2 separate regions of the Homo sapiens genome follow, and region 2 is linked to region 1. A link is a contact called in ENCODE Hi-C data. All regions are on one chromosome and are shown on one strand. The core of a region is the stretch at or near the end of the contact, and the rest is flanking DNA. Distances in the headings are between cores, read along the strand shown. Region 1 has its middle 86 kb from the start of BUB3. Region 2 overlaps LINC02641 (long intergenic non-protein coding RNA 2641).

The links. Hi-C counts contacts between places; a loop is a spot of excess contacts on that map. Pooled maps may share reads with other maps.
Region 2: a pooled map shows a loop between it and region 1 (2.3-fold over the local background). The contact joins two enhancer-like sites. A Hi-C loop is called at or near these places in 1 of 168 maps with a recorded cell type or tissue (esophagus muscularis mucosa), 1 of 37 single-sample maps with no recorded cell type and 4 of 50 pooled maps.

The regions. Positions count from the first base shown.
Region 1 is chr10:123,238,112-123,243,546 of GRCh38, reverse strand. No RefSeq gene overlaps it. Among named protein-coding and RNA genes, the nearest start is that of BUB3, 86 kb to the right of the region's middle. Within about 2 kb of position 2,031, at least 3 of the 41 ENCODE cell types and tissues checked have a DNase peak (open chromatin) inside an H3K27ac peak, as active enhancers do.
Region 2 is chr10:123,396,291-123,401,725 of GRCh38, reverse strand. The region is part of intron 6 of LINC02641 (long intergenic non-protein coding RNA 2641); the gene reads right to left. Among named protein-coding and RNA genes, the nearest start is that of LINC02641, 51 kb to the right of the region's middle. RefSeq lists an enhancer at 3,332-3,641. Within about 2 kb of position 3,410, at least 2 of the 41 ENCODE cell types and tissues checked have a DNase peak (open chromatin) inside an H3K27ac peak, as active enhancers do.

The sequences.
Region 1 (5,435 bases), core at 782-3,281:
GAAGACAGTGAACTTGCTTGGTTGAGAATTCCTGAATCCTCCTGGTGGGGTAAGAATCTTAGGTAGTGTGCTACACAGTGGATTTACAAGAATTAATATTCCCCAGACAAATGCCCTACAATGAGGTTCCAAGATTACTTTCTAGCTCATTCTGCCCCCCCGAACACTTGGAAACCCTAAGTTAGGTGTGGCTTGTAGAAGGTTCTCTGCTGGGGTCCCTTCTGATTTATTTTCTTCTAGATGCTCGGCAGCCATAAGATCACTTGCCTGCCCCTTCCTTTTAGCACATATTTGTAGATTGAATGTGACTGTAGTCAGCACTCATTCTCCTAGAGCCATGCTAGGAAGCACCCCTACCTCCACTGTCCACTTTCCCTTCTTAAACTAAATCGTGGCTACACTGACAGAGCAGTCCCACGGCTTGGCAGCCCCAAGTGCGTCGTGCAGGGATGTGATCATCAAGCTGCTGGAGAAGCCAATGAATTATTATCCTTGGCATCTGAAGAGTGGCATAAAAGTTGTTTCTGATGCTCACATCCATTTCTTGAGACAATGATATTTTGTTGGCAGTTTTAGGGTCATGCTAAAATAAAAACAGAATCCAAATGAGGAGACCCAGCCATGCCACTGTTAAGAAGAATGAAACTGGAAATTGGAAGCACCAACTACTGTATGATGGGGGACGGTGGCGACTTTTCTTCCAAGATCAGGACTATGCCCTTGGTCCTAGGTCTCAAGAACGAGGTGCCTTTTCCCTAACTCCTGCCCTTCCCCACTTAACCCATAGACCTTTTCCTCACTTCTCCCTTTCCCTAAATCATTACCCTCCAGCTCCACAGGAGAAAGCTCACCGTCGTTTCTGAATGCAAACTCACCAACCAACTTGATGTTTAAATTCAATAGTATTGTTGAATTAGCATTAATTGGTGCTAACTTTTTGGAGGGAAATTTGATAACATCAAACAAAATTTGAAATAAACAAACCTTTCAATTCAGGAATTACACTTCTAGAAATTTATCTCACAAAAAACTTACAAGAGTATACAAAAAAGTTCATTGAAGCATTTGTTGTTATAGCAAAAAAAAAAGAAAAAAGAAATTGTCAACAACCTCAAATATCTATCAATAAAAAAGTAGGTAAAGTACAATGAATTTCCATAGAATCACTATGGAATGTATATGTAGCACACTCACAGCTTAAAATAAGTAAATACATTTTAAAATAGCATCTGTAAACACATCTATGATATGGATGCATGTGCCCACCTGTAATGCACAGAAAAAAATCTCTAAGGTAGAGACCACATTATTCCACTGGTTATCACTGAGGAGTAAGAAAGCTAGGAGTAGGTAAGAGAGCTCATTTTTTACATCACTTCCTGCTGTATTGGTTTATTTTTTACAGTGAGCACACATTCTTTTGGTAACAGGAAATTATCACGAATGTTTCAAAATACAGTTGTGCTGGCTAAGTGTTGCTGTTGCCCGAGCCACAGGATCTGAGGAACAGAACCCAGGGCAGGAAGGAGGTGCCAGGGCAGGAAGGAGGTACAGGCCAGTGCAAGCTCCTCAGACTCCCGGGGTGTAAATGGGGATCATTGTGGTATCCACATCCTAGGGTTTCTGTGCAGATAAAATGAAGTCATGCCTACGAAGCCCCCAGAACAGTGCCTGGCACGCAGTAAGCACATAATGTAATAAGTAGTAGCTGTTATAGCTGGGGCTGTTGGTGGTAACACTGCTGCCCAGAGACAGCCACAGCAGTCATGAGCCTGCATTACAGCAGTCTGTTGTCAAGTCTGGGTCCTGTACTAAACATAAGAAGATCAAAGGTGAAACAAAGTTCATCTCAACATCCCCAGTGCCTGGGACACTGAAGGATACACTAACATTTGATGAACAAATGTATGGACTGTCAGGAAATATGTGTCGATGGTAACTGAACTGGAATAAATTGGTCTCCACCAATAAGCAAACAGGCAGTTCCTATGACGTACCTGTACCCAAGCAGAAAAGCAGAGAGCACAGCCCCACCCTCCAGGTGCAGAGATCAACACATCTGAAAAAAAGCTAATGAGGAGTAAGTGACATACAGAATTACTTAACCACTTCCTCCTCATGGCCCCTTAGCATCTTATATACACCACTATCACAGTTCTTATGGTTCCCAGGAGCTTCTATTTCTTGAGATAGAAACGTTAGACCCTTAGTGAGCACTAGCTATGAAACAGGCCCTGTGCCAAACTGTTCATACACATTAGTTCATTTAATCCTCATAGCAAACCTACCATCATTGTCCCTGCTTTGCAGCTGAAGAAACTGGAACACAGAAAGGTTCAGTAATTTGCCTAAGATCACACAGTAAATGACAGGGCCAGGATTTGAACTTGGAAGAGCATGGTTTCAGAGTCCAGGACCTCCAATATTACATATTATTGTAGCCATTTAGATAGCAAGTGCCTTGGGGGCTGGGTCATGTCTTAGCGACCTTTGTATCATCAGAACCTGGATCAGAACTTGGCATGTAGTAGGTTCTGAATAAATATTTGTTGATTAAACAGGCTCAGGCTATGCTCACCTTTGGCTTAAAATGGAGTCAGTTTTCCCCACTGCCCTGTCCATCTACTGCCCAGAGCACCAGCCTTGGGTTCATGTGAGCAAGCCAGCCTCCCAGGCCCCAAAGCTGCCCTGGTACCCTCCGATATCTCAGCAAGTTTCTCCAAAAACAATTCAGCTCAATAGCCAGCCAGCCCACATTGGTGAGAGATTCTAGGCATAGCTGTCACTGATGAAAAGATTATATTTATGTCTTGAACAAAATCCATTCATTCATTTAAGTACCCAGAGTCCCCCAGAGAGTGTCATGAATCCACCCAACATGCCCTGGCTCTCGACTTTGTGTCTGCATCTTTGATTTAACTGATGGATGTGTAAAATCACAGGTGATACACACAGCCAGACAAATCCCAGGTGGCCCATCCAAAGGACCAAGAGCAAAAGTTATTCCAGTTGAGATCAGTGGAACTTGGATTCACAAAATCCCCCTGGAGATCCTCTCTCTGGCCTTTGATGATGATGATGATGATGATGATGATGATGATGACGCAGAAACATGGGGGCTTCCAAGGCTGTACCTCCTAGGCATCCTGGGGAAAGGAGCCCATCAGAACATCTTCTAGGCAGCTTAGCCCCTGCGCCCGAGGCCAGCACAGTTCCCACATTACACATGTAGTCTTCCCTCCATACTCTGGGACTGCTGCTCACTCACTTAGAAGGTTCTTTCTTCTCTCCTCTCTCTTTCCTGTGGTTGTTTTTATGGTAGCACCTTTCCTAGACATCTATTCACACCAGAAGTCTAAGGTCACCTCCCTTGAGAGGCCTTCCTTGATTTCCAGGAACCTTACTATAGTTACTTCTCAGAGCACTGAATCTGTACCTCTATTATAGTATTGATCAGTCTGTTCTGTAATTATTTACTTCCCTGCCTCTTCTCTCAGCTGTGAGTCCAGCACCAGATCCCTGGAGCCCAGCATTGAGCCTGGTACATGAGGGGCATTCAACAAATATGTGCTGAGTGAATTAACATCCACAGCCTCCCTGAACTTCATTTACAGGGAGCTCCTTTATAAGCACTTGCCACTCTCTTAAATAGCAGATGCTTATGTGTGTTGCCTCTCGGACCAGACCACAAGTTCCCTTGAGAAAAGATTATGTCTTATTAAATTAAATCTGCTGCCCCTAGTACTATGTGGCACATAGTATGTGCTCAATAAATAGGTAACTATCCAATTTATAGTCTTGAGAGTCCTTTTTTTTTTTTTAATGGAGTTTTGCTCTTCTCTTCCAGGCTGGGATCTCAGCTCACTGCAATCTCCGCCTCAAGGGTTCAAGCGATTCTCCTGCCTCAGCCTCCCAAGTAACTGGGATTGCAAGTGCCTGCCACCATGCCCAGCTAATTTTTTGTATATTTAGTAGAGACAGGGTTTCGCCATGTTGGGCAGGCTGGTCTCGAACTCCTGACCTCAGGTGATCCACCCATCTCAGCCTCCCAAGGGAGTCTTGAGAGTCTTTAAATCAAGATTTCAAATTATTTTAGCAAATAAGCTGAATTTATTATTTAAGCACGTTTTAGGTGGTAAGTTTGCCCCTTAAAGTGTCATTGGAGTCACAGGAGGACGGATGTTATTTCTGAGAAGCAAGAGAGTCCACACCACTCAGATGATCACTCAAGTCAGTGGTGGGGCCTGGCCATAAAAAAAGAAACAAACCGATTTTCCAAGGTTATGTTCTAACCATAAGATTATGCTGCCTCTTGAGAAAACATCAATCCTGGGTAGATGTTTAATTAATATCCTTTCTGTTAACTCCCTTTGTTTCTGCTCAAGCTGCACATCCCTGAGGATGGTAAAGTGTTTACTCTAAATTAAAATGAATGGAAATATATCTCCTTTGGAAAATTGGACCATGTTAATGGCAATTGGAATGGAGTGCACCAACAGATAAAATTCCACCACAGGGAACACCCAAAGACTCCAGACTGTTAGAATATAATATTTTCTCAGAAATAACTTCCAGGTCTTCAGAATCTGGAGGAAGAAAATGCCAGCTTTTAGTTTCTGTGTGGCAAACTAGTAAGGAAAGAGGAGGGTGGCATGCCCACATCATCCTGAACTCCTGCATCATATTGTAGATCAAGCACTGTGCAGAGACTGGGGGCAGAGGGTGGATGGGCTGCTGAGGCTGCCCCCGAAGGGTCTTACCAGTTAAAGAAGGAAGTGGGAAAATCAACGGGCAATTATGCCCACTGGTGTGCTGGTAAACTGCCTCTCTGGGAAAAACCAAATCAACAAACAAAAACACCCTGATTTGTAGCATTTGCAGATTTCGGTGGTGTAAATACTTCCACCGTTCTGATTTTAAGCTATCAAGGTGAAATCACTGAACTTGGAGCTGGAAAGAGATGCCCAGTATTGGCTCTCACATACCATTATAAACCAGTCTGAGCTGATATCAGCTGGTATGAGTTTGGGGCAGGGATCTGTAGATGCCTCCAGAAGAAAGTAGCCCCCTAAGCTGAGTCCTGAAGGTCAAACAGAAGATAGCCAAGAAGATAAAAGGAAAGGAGGTGAGGGAGGACATTTCAGAAAAAGGACACAGCACATGCAAAGAACCACGTGCAAATGTCGTGGAGAGCAGGGATGGCTTATAACACCGTGAATTGTAAATAAAGCCAGGATATGGGAGGAAAAGTGGGAAAGAAACCCTGAGCTGGGTCTGGGCCACATTATGAGAAGTGTTGCTGATTCTCTGGATGATAAAGAGTCACTAAAGATTTTAAGCAAAGGAAGGACCTTACTTTGGAAGGATCCCTCTGGCTCTTGAGTGGATGGGCAAGATTAGAGATAGGGGTATTGAGAGGGTTCATATTGGTATGG
Region 2 (5,435 bases), core at 2,161-4,660, 160 kb before region 1:
GTGGCTGTGCCTCAAATCCTTCCAGGAAGTCCCACCAGCTTTGTCTGCCTGGTCTCCTGTGACACCCCAGTGCATTCAGGCGACTCCCAGGCTGGAACTCACTCAGCCAACCCCTGCATGCCGAGGCCTGTCATGTGCCAGGCGTGTGCTAGGAGCTGGAGATTTTACTCTGAGCAAATTAGACATGGCCCCTGTGCTCCCTGCACTTCCATTCAGGGAGGGAGAGCAATGTTAGCTCAAATCCTACTGGAAGTACTCACCTCCAACTGTAATACTCCATCCCTAACCAAGGAAAAATGCAGTATTGCGGGAGGAGGTGGGAGAGGGCCCTGACGGGGTCTGGGAGGGTAAAGCAAGCTTCTCTGACCTTTGAGCTGAGAGTAGAAGGATGCATGAAGAGGGCAATGCTACTGGGGGTGGAGTCGGGGGCAAGAAGGATGTTTTACAGGAGGCAGCTGCATGTGCCAAGGTCCTGAGGCAGGAGGGAGCACACCTATGCGGGGAGCAGACTGTCCAAGGCCTGGAGTGGAAACTGAGGCTGGAAATGGGGCAGCAGTTGGTCCAGAGCCCCTGCCTACCTCAGCGACTGTGCCCACAGTGCTCTCTCCACCCTGCACACCTGGTGCCTGCAAATCCATGTACCTCCCTTTCCTTCTCTTCCTGCCCAATCCCACACCCCTCCCTCCAAGAAACCTCCCTCATTCCCATACTTGTAAATGTCCACTCCCTGCTCTGAGCCCTCTCCTGATATGGAGACACCAAGAAGTCCACAAACCCAAGCTGGGCCTCCCTACTCACCTGACTGTGCCAGGGAGATGCCCAGACAAAGGGGCCCAGTCCCTGCCCCAGAGGGGGCACCAACAAACCATGACTGAGAGCAGGTGATCAGTACTGGCTTGAAGGTGTGCAGAGGTGCCTTCCCCTCCCCAGTGGAGGCACCAAATACTCCCTGAGCCCCTACTCCACCCTGGGCATGGCTCTAAGTCCTAGGGATGCAGCCGTGAGCTCAACAAGCCTATTCCTGCCTTCATGGGGCTTGTACTCAAGAAGAAGGGGCAGAAATAAACAAATGTGTCTGATGCCAGGTGTTGGTAGGAGATTGAGAAACAAAGCAGGTTATCGAATAGGGAGTGCCAGGTGAGTGTGGTAGTAGAATGGGTTTTTTATTAGAGAACATGGGCTGTCTTCTGACAAAGCACCGACAAGACAAAGTCTTTCCATAGTGAGGGGCTGAGTTGTGAGAATACCTGGGGGTGGAGCAGTGCAGGCAGAGGGAAAGGCAAGTGCAAGGGCCCTGGGGCAGGCCCAAGTGCAGCACGCCTGAGGGGTGGCATGCCACCAGTGCATCTGGAATGAAGTGCAGGGGGCAGGTTAGGAGAGGAGGCTGGGGAGATGATGGAGGGTGTCTCAGGATTGTACCCCAGATTTAATTTATAGAGGCAATTGAGTGACAAGAGAGAGAACCACGAGGTGAAGGACTGGACAGGGCCAAGACACAAAGAGTGAGGCAGAAGCCTAGGCCAGCAGAGCCCTCATTGTGGTTTCCTCAGGAAAGGCCAGGCCAGGCAGAGGAAACAGCCCAGGACCAGCTAGTCTGAATCGTGTTGGGGGACCTCTGGACTCTGGGGTGGTCTCTAGATGCTCGGTATCTGGTTCAGGGGTGGTTTAGGGCAGGGGAAATATTGGTTAGTGTGTGAGTGAGATAGAGAAGGTGAGTGGAGAATGGGCCCTGGACTGGTTGGTTACATGTGAGTGGTGGTGGGCTTGCAGGCAATTTGCTTTCTGGCCAGTAAGGTCCCCAAGATGTCAAAGCATCATAAAATATAGAAAATACCAAACATGATTCATTCCTAGGGGTCCAGAGCGTGCAGGGCCTCACAGGCCACGGGGAAGAGCTGGAATCCCCTCTCAAGGATATAGAAGCCTGTAGATGGGGAGATCTATCTGGGAGTGGCTGAGAAGCTACGGAGGGAGGCTGCCTGTGAGCTGAGTCCAGAGACAAGGGCAGGGACGGGAGGCGCAGGAAGAGGGGGGTAGTGGGAACAAGGACTGTAGGGCGTGACTGTGCATCAGGAAGGGCGAAGGGTCTCGGGGTGTGTGGTCGGGTCAGCAGTGGGAAGTGGAGGCAGGAGCTGGGTTGCAGAGGGCTTGCCTGGAGGGTCGTGGTTGAGATTGAAACCATAGCTCTGAGGCCCAAGAATCAGCTGTCAGAAGTCCCCAGGTTGGAGAGTGGCTGATCAGATCTTTCCACTGCAGGTTATGATTCTTTCTTTTACGTTCTATGGTTGAGCTATACCTTCTCCCTCCGGGACCCTGAGAATTCCTGAGGCCAGAGCCAGTTCTTGTCTCAACTGTGAATCCCCCTTAAACCAGGCCCCATGGCTGTGTGCTTTACACGCGTTAGGTCACATTGTGTCACTTCAGCCCCTGCCAGTGCTCTGGGATAGGCACAGTCTCTGCCTTTATTGAAGGTAACTAAAGCTCAGAAAGTAAATCATGTGCCTAAGGCCACAGAGCTAATATAACACGGAGTCAAGACTCAGACGCACCCAGTGGTGTCCCCGTGAATGTTTAGCCAGTTCTCTGGGAAAAGAGAACTGATTGTTAGTGTTTGCCAATTTCTGTGGTGTAAATACTCCCACCATGGCTGATTCCAAGCTGCCAGCATGAGCTCATGGAAGGCAGAGTTGGGGAGCAACCATTATACAGTATTTCCACCAGAAGGATATTACAGACATAAATAACCTCAAAAGCATAGATCAAGAGTTGGCAAACTTGACCTGGGCTATGGGCCAAATCTAGTGCTACATGTTTATAAATAGTTTTACAGGAGTACAGCCATGCCCATTCTTTGATGCATTGTCTGTGGCTCCTTTTACCTTAAAACAGCAGACCTGAATAGTGTGTCAGAGACAAGAAAGCCTAAAATACTTACTATCTGCACTTTCATAGAAAAACTTTGGAAACCTCTGATACAGATGGTAATACAATGTTATAAAATAATTAGAAAATGATGAGTTTTGAGTATTTATTTTCTGTTTTTGATATAATTTATTTAATTGCAATTTTCTACAATTTCATTTTTAATATATGTTTAAAAACCAGCTGCAAAACACTTACAAATTTAGCAATCCGCTTTTGCAAGCTGGAAATATCCCACTCCGGCACACCACTGAATTACGTCTGCCTCCAAATCATGTGCTCTTTTCTTGACACATTTTCTGAATGAATGAAAGCATGCATGCATGAACAGACAAGTGGTCAGACCGAAAGAGAAGGGCCCTTGGCCTGCATGTTGGGAAATGTTGCAGACTTCAGCAAGAGCACAGATGCCTTCACCAAAGGCCTGATGACTGTAAGAATGAAACTCAGCTGACCTATTTAAAGCAGTTAGAGGAAGAATGGAGACTTAGCAGGTGAGAGAGGGAAACTAGAGAAGGGGCCTTCATAGGGCAATCAGGCCTAATTTTCCACGAGCAGAACCAGGATCAACAGGGCACCACAAAAGGTCTGTGTCCACCTCAGTGCAAGGCCTGTAGGCCCCATTGTCAATAGAAATGAAAGTCTAATTAATAGACACTGTTTTGCCCCATGCTGAATGCACTAAAATCTAACTTGGTTCTTTAAGAAGTGGAGGAGCAGAAGTGGCTTGTGTGAGGACCTTAAATTTTTCTTTAGTAGAAACCTTTATGCCTAACAGGAAATCATTTGAAGTGAAAATCACATAAGCAGAATTATCAGGTCTAAGAGCATGTGACTTGACCCTGTCTTTGGCAAGGGCTGTCTTGGGAATAAAGATGCCTACACTTGAGGTGCTATGCACAAACACAAACACACACATGCACACATTCACACAAATACACACACACACACACACACACACACACACACACACACACACACGCCACGTTAATACTGGGCCTGCCTATTCCCCCCAGTCATGATAGTTCCTGTTGCTTCTCACCCTATTCTATCCCCCTAAAAATACCCCGACACAGTGAAAGACACAGGCCAGAAGTTGAACACACGCTACAGAACCCTGAAAGGGAGATGGGGGCCTTAGAGAAGGCAGAGGACATTTGCAGAATCCTGAGCATGCTGGGAAAGGATGGTCGCACAGCTATTCCCCAAGATTATTCGGTGTGGCTTTTCGGGTACTGGCCCAGCCAAGAGGTTCAACTGAAAGAGAAAGAGAATTTCCAGTTTTGGGTTGTGTGTTTTTTTTGTTTTGTTTTTGTTTTTGTTTTTTTGCCAGGACACTTTCCCCTTGTCCTTGCTTTGCCCTTTCCTGTTGTGGAGGGGGCCACTCTCTGGCTTCAAGATGTGCCTCCTCTCTGTGGACCTGCACTGCACCTTGGATGGGACACCCAAAGCTGCTTGTCCCCAGGCAATTTTGCCTTCAGATGTCCTCAGCCATGACAGCCTGGTGCCCAAGCCCACTCAGGTGCCACCCTGCCATCTCACCAGCTTATCCTGGGGCACTCCCTACAGGGAAAACACACAGACAAAGGGCACCTTAGCTCCCTGGCCCTGGACTGCAGGGGCTGTCATTGGAGCCCTGCACATACGTGAGCCATGGATGCATCTTCACAAAACCACAGTCAGAAGGAGAAGGGGACTAGCCCAAGGTCACTCCATTGAGTTGAAGTAAAACCAGGCCAGGACTCCAGGTCTCCTGTCTGCCAGGCCTCCCAGAAACCAAACAGAACCCAGCTGCCAGGAGGAAATTGTCCTCTCCCTTCCTACTTTCATATTTTTCACTAATGATGGACGTCATCAACACAAACTTTCAAAACAATACAAAGGGCACAGTTATTGTTTCTTATGGAAGGGGTGAGAAGGAAAGAGAAACTTTATACATAATAATTTTTGCTATCAAATGAGAGATGCCGGTGACAAGCAGAGGCCAGAGTGTGGCACATTTAATTTAAGCCGTGGCAGCGAGGGGCAGCCTCCATTACAGCCATAATAAATTACATACAAGTGCCACCGAACAATAACAAAAACTGTGGGCCATCTATTTCAGTTCCATTTACAAGAAATCAATATCAATACTTAATGCAATACTGGTGAAAAATGAGCAGAGATACAGAAAGCATAATAAACCAGGAATGGAAGCCTCTCAGCATTTCACTTTGGAAGAAAAAACTAACTGTCTATATTTTCATGTTAAGGGATATTTCATTGAAACCATGCGCTGGAGGTATGAGGGTTTTCCAGATCTAACTTTAAAATATCCTCTTTATTTAATTAAGAAAGTTATTTAAACAGTCTATTTCTAGCTGGATAAAACTCATATGTATGGAAAGAGGCATTTCATCTTTCCCAATGCATTGGGCATCTTTCACCAAATTTTCTTTCTTGTAATAGCCTCAGTTGGATTATGCACATCCTGTGCCATCTTTATGCTGTCATTAACAGCCTAGCTTTGTGTT